Regions from separate parts of the Homo sapiens genome. Here all the other regions are linked to region 2. Evidence: chromatin loops called from intact Hi-C (ENCODE). Cell type or tissue: heart right ventricle. All regions are shown on one strand. Region 1 has its middle 210 kb from the start of LINC02344. Region 2 overlaps LOC102723406 (a long non-coding RNA gene). Region 3 holds the start of LOC102723406 (a long non-coding RNA gene).

Region 1 (2,500 bases), 63 kb after region 2:
GTCCACTCCACAGAAATGGCTTCAGTCCATTTCATCAAACTGCTATGTTGTGTCAATAAGCTTTCTATGCACTATTCCACTTTTAAGAACTGATGGCCCTTGTACATTTGGGTTTTTTTCAACCAACAGTTGCATGCTAAGAACATCTTCCAAATTCTGTTAGAAGACTGAAGAGGAACTTGGTCAGTTTTTCAGCAGTCATCCATGTCCTCTTGTTCTCATTTCTGTTTTCTTCCTCCAAAAAAAATCACTTCCCCTATCTTTGGCTCATTTATTTTTCTATGGTATATCACTGCCTAGCATTGGAGTTGTTTTAACTTTTTCCTTCACCTAGCATTACTTATCAACATGATAGTTACATTCCCAAAAACTATATTGTAAAAGAAAGCAGGGATGAAATATTTAAGACCTGATAGGAAAAGCAGGTTTAGGAGATCAGAGTTATAGTGAATCTAAAATAAAGGCTGATGGCTCATTAAATAAATCAACTAATGGCATTTTAAATATTTTTAAATAGAAAAAATTGGCATTGTTCAATAACTAGTATTCCTTCTTCCTAACAAACTTTTTATTTCATTAACCTACTAATCATCTAAGATTCTTATGAATATGTTTTTCCTTCTTGTAAATAAAAATTGTTATGAAATATTTTTTCTTGGATCTTCATGAAATGAAAAATGCTTTTAAGTTTTATTATTCAATTACCTTATTTAGCCCTGGAAAATTGAAGAAGAAAATGCCAGTGCACTGTGATATAGTCTTAAAATCCTTCTAAATGCATTGTTTTATATTCAAAAGAACTTAATGCCAAGGCATAAATGACCACAGCAGAGCACTGCTCTACCCTAAAGGTTTTACATCCCAATTCCTTTCCTTTGGCTTATGTTGTCTCAGTTTTCTATATTTCTCTCAAGGTTACGTTACAAAATTATCTATACATACTTGCTCTTCCATATATTTTACCTCTTCTTCTCAGGGCCCTATGTTTTGCTGTAATTTTAAAAATTATCTTCAAGAAAAATTGCCCAATTTTTACAAACATAGTATCCTAAATTCCCACATTTGTGAAAAAAGTATAAATATGTAAATACACATATGTAAAATTTTGTACAGTAGGAATGTTCATTGGGGAAACGTTACTGAAACTGACACAAAGTGTTTAACAGAAATTTGCTTAAAGGGATCAAATTTCACCTGGCATAGGAACATATTTAAAACAGTGGGGTTGACACAATAGCTACATCTGTGTAACCAAACCATCAAGGCTGACAAACTAAATCCAGTTGTTAGTAAAGTTAATGACTAATTCTGATCAATACATGGCCAAAAGAAAAAGAAAACACTGTATCATAAGAGCTGAAAAACATCTACTGGGAAATGACTATTTTGTGAATACTTAAAAGCCTTATAAATGTACTATTATATTTTCACTTTTTCTAAAGTATTATAATTGGCAGGGCTCAAATTAGTAAAGTTAAATATATTTCAACATTTTATTAAACACTGAAAATATTTTATCCATATCAAGTATCAGGGGCTTAAAATGAGCTATTCCAAAAAAAAGTATCTCTCATCAATACTTTCACTTTAAAAGAATTATTATAATTTATCCATATATGAAATACAAAAATTATTAGAACATGTATTAGGCTTAAATTGATTACAAATAAAAAACATTAATCTTGCCTGTAATCCCAGCTACTCAGGAAGCTGAGGCAGGAGAATCACTTGAGCCCGGGAGGTGGAGGTTGCAGTAAGTGGAGACTGAGCCACCGCACTGCAGCCTGGGCGACAGAGTGAGACTGTCTCAAAAAAAAAAAAATTAATACGACAACACAATAATAAATAAATTTAGCTCATCACAAGGGAGCATGGTCATTAAAATGAGTTTAGCAGAATAGTCAATTCAAACTTATTTCCAAAGACTAACAGTATAAATTATAGGCAGTTTGAGATTTAAAATGTGGCAAACCAAAAATAGGGCAGTATAAAGGCTACAGAGACTCAACTACCAATGAATGACAAAGAAAAACTGGCCCAATAGTTAGTCAAAATGTGACTATTAGTACTATTAGGCTAAAATTAAAAGTATTAATAAGTCTATTGATTATAGCAAATAAACCGCCAAAAAGCTCTAACAACTAAGACCCCTTTAACAGCTGAATCAACTTAATTCTTCTTAGACAAATGCTTTTTGCCACAAATATTCATTATACATCCATTTACATATTATGTTCTTAGAAAATAAGAGAAAAAAATCAGAAAAGGAGGCTTCCACATAATAATAGGAATTATTTTTGAAAGAAAATCTGACGTGGGAATCCTAATCTAATTACTGTATCAAAGTCAACCAATTCTTGGTTGAAAGTAAACTACAGTATCATTTCATAAGAGTGTTTACTGATGAAATTAGCCAGGATAAATTGTAATGTTAACAGCCATAATAAATAAATGTCATAAAATACTAATTACTTTTAGTCAACAAAATAAGGTTATTTAA
Region 2 (2,500 bases):
AAATGCAGGACACTGATCAACTCAGTTAAGAAGTTTTTATTTCAAGCCTGCTGGGCTTTACAAAGGACTGCATTTGACTCTGGGCATGGATTCAAAGTCCTTTTGAATAAATGACCTGCTTATCTAGCTGTCAAAATGTGGACCTCACTGGCACTCTTAACTATAGCCCTGATTCAAGTTTATGTGCCAGAAACGGAACTTCTGTCTTTCAAATTCAACAAGGTCTTCAGACCATGGCCGCCTTGCACAATATGGACCAGCAGTTGCTATTAGAGCAACTAAGGGTATTTACGGTTTATTCAAATAATGTAGTGCAAAGAATAGGAGGTTTGAAAGCCTGGCGAGGAGTGGAAGAATTGACTTCCATAAATCTAGGGCCCTAAAAATACCTTTTTTGTTCAAGCGTTGGAAAGAATTTTGTCGACCTTTCTGCTTCATTGGCATTTCTTTACGTTTTCCTGGTAACCAGAGACAAGTTGCACAATCGGTGTGGCATTTGGCTCCTGATTCTGGGGGAGAGGGAGCGCTGTCTGCTTTTTCAGCAGGCCCAGCACAGTGGAGCGCGGAGCATTCAGCACTGGGGGAGCCTGCCAGCAGCTGGCCCTGCCAAACTAAACAGGAATCAGCGCGGACAAAGGGAAGATTATGTGGTGGAAAAAGGATACCCCGAATTAAGGCAGGAAAGCCACGTCAATTATATTTGGAAGCGGTGTCTCTCCCCCGGGTTACAAAGCCGTGTCTCTAAGATTTCTGAGGATGTTGCTGTTTCACCGAAAGCTCACCCACAAAAGGTCAGTGGGTGGAGTTCAAACAAAATGCTTTTTCTCTTATGACTTCCTGTGGATCTTGATATCTCGCCACAAGTCTTTCTGCCACCACTGTGCCCTTCCATGCACACTAGTCACAGCAGGAGGAGGACAGGAACGCGCGCCAGGAGCGGATTAGGGGACGTGAGCAGGCGACCCTGGCAGAGGTTCTCCGCGCAGTGGCCCGCGGTGGGCTGGGCGTGCTGAGCACTGCGTCCCTGCTTCAGTCCTGATCTCAGCGGAAGAAAAATAAAAACACAACAAAACTCAAACCAACAAAACACCTGGGATTTCCCGGCCACCAGCCCCAGTGAGTGCCCCCACAGGATAAGCTCTTACTAACTCCTCCTGGTGGCCCCAGGCTGACCTCTGCAAGGTTACTGTTGGGAGTTGAAGGCAAAGCGGCCTGGCCCACTGCTGGTGATACCCAGGCTAGGCTAAGTCTCCTGAGGACACGTGGAGGCTCAGCGCAGGCGCAGGAGCAGCGCGGGGCTGGGAGAACTGGCAAAGCCACCTGCGGTGCTGTGCCCAGGGAGTCCATGATTCTTCTCTCCTCCTGTCTCCTTTTTCAAAATGCAAAATAAAATGAGAAATTTTGTTTTTAACAATAAAAGTAACAAATATATCATCACCAAGATGTTTAGATGTTAGTATTACTGGAAACAACTTGCTTTTTTTTCTCCTTAAATAAGTAAGACTTTGAAGATACAGTAAGGCCCCACCTTCATCCCTCCCCTCCCCAGAGTGAACCTCCTTAAATTTGTCTATATTGTTCCCACGTGATTTTTCTTATTTTTTCCATGCATAGTTTTATTTAAATATGATCTTGCATGGTTTTTAAATTTATGTAAATGATATCCTTTAAATATCTTTTTACAATTTACATTTTGCACTTAACCGGCCACTTTAGGAATTTATCATTGTGAATATCAATGTAAATCTAGCTTTAAGATTGTTTAATAAACTTTTCAATAAAAACAATTATTTTTTAAATCGATTCTATTCAGGAGCATGACTTTTTTCCCCACTTTTTAAATTACAAAGAATACAATTAGCATGTTTGTACATTTACACTAGCACACATGCCTAGTGTATATGGGAGTAGACCCTAAAGAACGAAGAAGTAGAGGCCGGGCGCAGTGGCTCACGCCTGTAATCCCAGCACTTTGGGAGGCCGAGGCGGGCAGATCACGAGGTCAGGAGACAGAGATCATCTCCTGGCTAACACGGTGAAACCACGTCTCTACTAAAAATACAAAAAATTAGCCGGGCGTGGTGGTGGGTGCCTGTAATCCCAGCTATTTGGGAGGCTGAGGCAGGAGAATGACGTGAACCCGGGAGGTGGAGCTTGCAGTGAGCCGAGGTCCTGCCACTGCACTCCAGCCTGGGCAACACAGCGAGACTCCATCTCAAAAAAAAAAAAAAAGAAAGAAAGAAATTAGAAGTAGAATTCCTGGGCCATAGGTCAGTTTCAACATTGCCAAATATTGACAAATTGCTCTCCAAGAGGGCTATGTTAATTTTCAAGCTCACCAGCAATGATCAAGATTTTCACCAAAACTTAGTGCACCCGATTAATTGTATTTGCTGACATGACGGTTTCAAGTGGTACCTGGCCGCTTGACTTTTCAATTCCGTGAGAACTAGTGAAGTTGAGCATATTTTCATATGCTGTTGTCCATTTGAGCTTTTTG
Region 3 (2,500 bases), 56 kb after region 2:
AGTAAACATGACAGCATTAACTTTTGTGTGTTCCTACTTTGCCAGTTCTTGCTTCACTAGCTAAAGAGCCCTGTGTCTATGAAAGCTCCACAGCCATGGCTCTGTCATTTATTTTTCTGAAGAAGAAATATTATTATCTCCAAACCTGGGGCCTCAGGAATACCACATCAGACAATAAAAATGGGTCAGACTATAAAATGGGTCTAATACTAACAAGAGATTGAACATCATAGAAGAGTGGGCAAAGTCCATTTACCTAACTTATTTCATGTGATTCTCATAATTCTGATGTTAGATACTAAGACCTTATTATCTCAATTTTTTAAGTGAAATAATTGAAGTTTGCAGAGGATCAGGGACTTTTCTAGGTTCACTTAACTAGTGTCTAGCAGGACAATGCTTAACCAGTATTTCCTAACTCCAAGTTGTTTACTCTTTCCATTAGATCACCATCCATTCTCTCAAAAATCTAACTGAGGTTAGGTTGGACTACAGAGGAACGAACAGCTGTTTGGGATGATCAGCAGCTTAGAGAATAGCATTAGAACTTACAAGAATGTACCCAGGGTATTGAAATTTATAATAAAAACAAACCTCCCAATTACAAAATAATTTCAGGATAAAAAAGGTTTACACCTAATAAGGCCATTCTCTTCTTTCCCAAAAACTTCATGAAAAGTTAATGCAGACAGTTGGAGCATTTTAGCTCCTCTGCTGGTCTGGCCTCTGACTAAAAATAAACAAGCCCTCTCCCCTGCAGAAGCTTTGCTGAAGCCCAGCAAGAGGTTAGAGAAATAGCAGACATGGGCTTAGCTGATTTGATGCTAGGCTAAGAGAAAAATCCAGGCTTAAGGTCTCTGATGTGAAAAAGAGGAATGGATTGAGAGGGCACCTAACACCTAGTTTCAGTTCAGATACTAACTAGTTACATATGACCTTAAACACATTTTGAAACCCTTTATGATTACTTCCTACATCCTTTCTTAGTTATCTCAGAACATGACCTAGTGCGGAGTTTCTGACACTGTGATCCTTAGACTACCAGCCTCAGAACCACCTGGGAGTGTTTGTTGTTAAATGCAGATTCCTGGGCCCTACATCCAGACCTACTAAACGAAAATGCCCTCAGATGAACCCAGGAAAACCAAGGTATGCTTTCAAAGTTTGCATGCTTAAAATGTGCCAAACACTAGGAGGGCTTTTGAAATAAATTACACATAATTTTGATCCCAACCCCAACATTTACTGGAAAATTACTTCACCTTTATCTCTGTGGAGTTTGCAGCCCCAAGCCTTTTCTTCTCAGTCACACTCAGCCAGCTAAGCCTCTCTGGACCTCACTTTTCCAACCTCTGAAATGGGTAAGACAACATTCAGCATATTGAGTGGATATGAAAAATAAATGAGATCATGCATTTATATCTTCAGTGTGCCTAACAATTTATAACACGTAAAAAATAATAAATATTAGGTAACTTTACTTTGTAATAACAGGCCTTAGCATAATAATAGCAGATATTTGATACTTACTATACATAGTACCTGGCACATTCCATGTCTTAATTCATGTAACTATCATAATAATCCGATGAAGAAGGCACTATTATTATGCTCAGTTCTTCTAGAGAGGAAGAGTCTGAGGCATGGAAGGTTAGGTAACTTGCACAGGGTCACACAGACAGTAGGTGATGGAGTCACAAGCCCTCTATGCGAATCAGCTACAAAATTGAGAATTTCTCTTTTAGAATCACTGCCACCATCACTGCCTTCAACAAATACATGGCAGAGCTGCATCCCACTTAGAAGTTATGAAATTGGGGCCAGATTATTTTGATACATACCACATTTTGAGATACACTGCCAAATTAAGAGGCTAAAAAAATTACATCTCCTGAGTATTTAATGTTCCTCCCTATATAAGTATTATACTATTTTAATTATTATAGCTTTAAAATGTGGTTAAATATCTATTAATATTGATTAGGCCAGATACCCAATGGTGAAGAGAAGATATAATTGAAATTCATAAACTCATGGAAGGGAGAGGCATTTAGCATATTCACCAAACTCTAATAATAATATAATGAATATGTTAAAAATAGAAATCTTTTAAAAAATTTGCTGTGAATCCTGAAAACTAAACTATAAATTCTAAAATTTTGATATAATTATTGGGAAATTTTTAATTAAAATAATGCTTGCAGCCAGGCACGGTGGCTCACACCCGTAATCCCAGCACTTTGGGAGGCTGAGGCAGGTGGATTATGAGGTCAACACATCGAGACCATCCTGGCCAACATGGTGAAACCCCGTCTCTACTAAAAATACAAAAATTAGACAGGCGTGGTGGTGGGTGCCTGTAGTCCCAGCTACTCGGGAGGCTGAGGCAGGAGAATCACTTGAACCCTGGAGGCGAAGGTTGCAGTGAGCCAAGATAGCGCCACTACACTCCATCCTGGCCACAGAGTGAGACTCCATCTCAAAAAAAAAAAAAAAGTGC

The links. Peaks named below come from ENCODE experiments on the same cell type or tissue, not always from the same donor. Only the 100,000 strongest peaks of a DNase experiment are listed, where the experiment ranks them.
Region 1: a loop joins it to region 2, with 3.0 times the contacts of the local background. A loop is called at or near these places in 16 of 110 quality-filtered maps.
Region 3: it touches region 2 in a loop (7-fold over the local background); 17 of 110 quality-filtered maps call a loop at or near these places.

What each region holds. Positions count from the first base shown.
Region 1 is chr13:33,545,973-33,548,472 of GRCh38, reverse strand. It overlaps a transcript of STARD13 not described here. Among named protein-coding and RNA genes, the nearest start is that of LINC02344, 210 kb to the right of the region's middle. In heart right ventricle, no CTCF peak of the experiment used is centred here; no DNase peak of the experiment used is centred here; H3K27ac peaks cover 31 bases.
Region 2 is chr13:33,609,302-33,611,801 of GRCh38, reverse strand. LOC102723406 (a long non-coding RNA gene) reads right to left here. Exons shown (of 6, transcript XR_007063750.1): 5 at 1,174-1,369; 6 at 24-1,035. It also overlaps a transcript of STARD13 not described here. Among named protein-coding and RNA genes, the nearest start is that of RFC3, 210 kb to the left of the region's middle. In heart right ventricle, a CTCF peak has its summit at 1,134 (motif pointing left); DNase peaks (open chromatin) are centred at 581 and 1,271; H3K4me3 peaks cover 1,411 bases; H3K27ac peaks cover 2,500 bases.
Region 3 is chr13:33,553,580-33,556,079 of GRCh38, reverse strand. LOC102723406 (a long non-coding RNA gene) reads right to left here and starts at 1,347. Exons shown (of 6, transcript XR_007063750.1): 1 at 1,263-1,347. It also overlaps a transcript of STARD13 not described here. In heart right ventricle, no CTCF peak of the experiment used is centred here; no DNase peak of the experiment used is centred here; H3K27ac peaks cover 1,428 bases.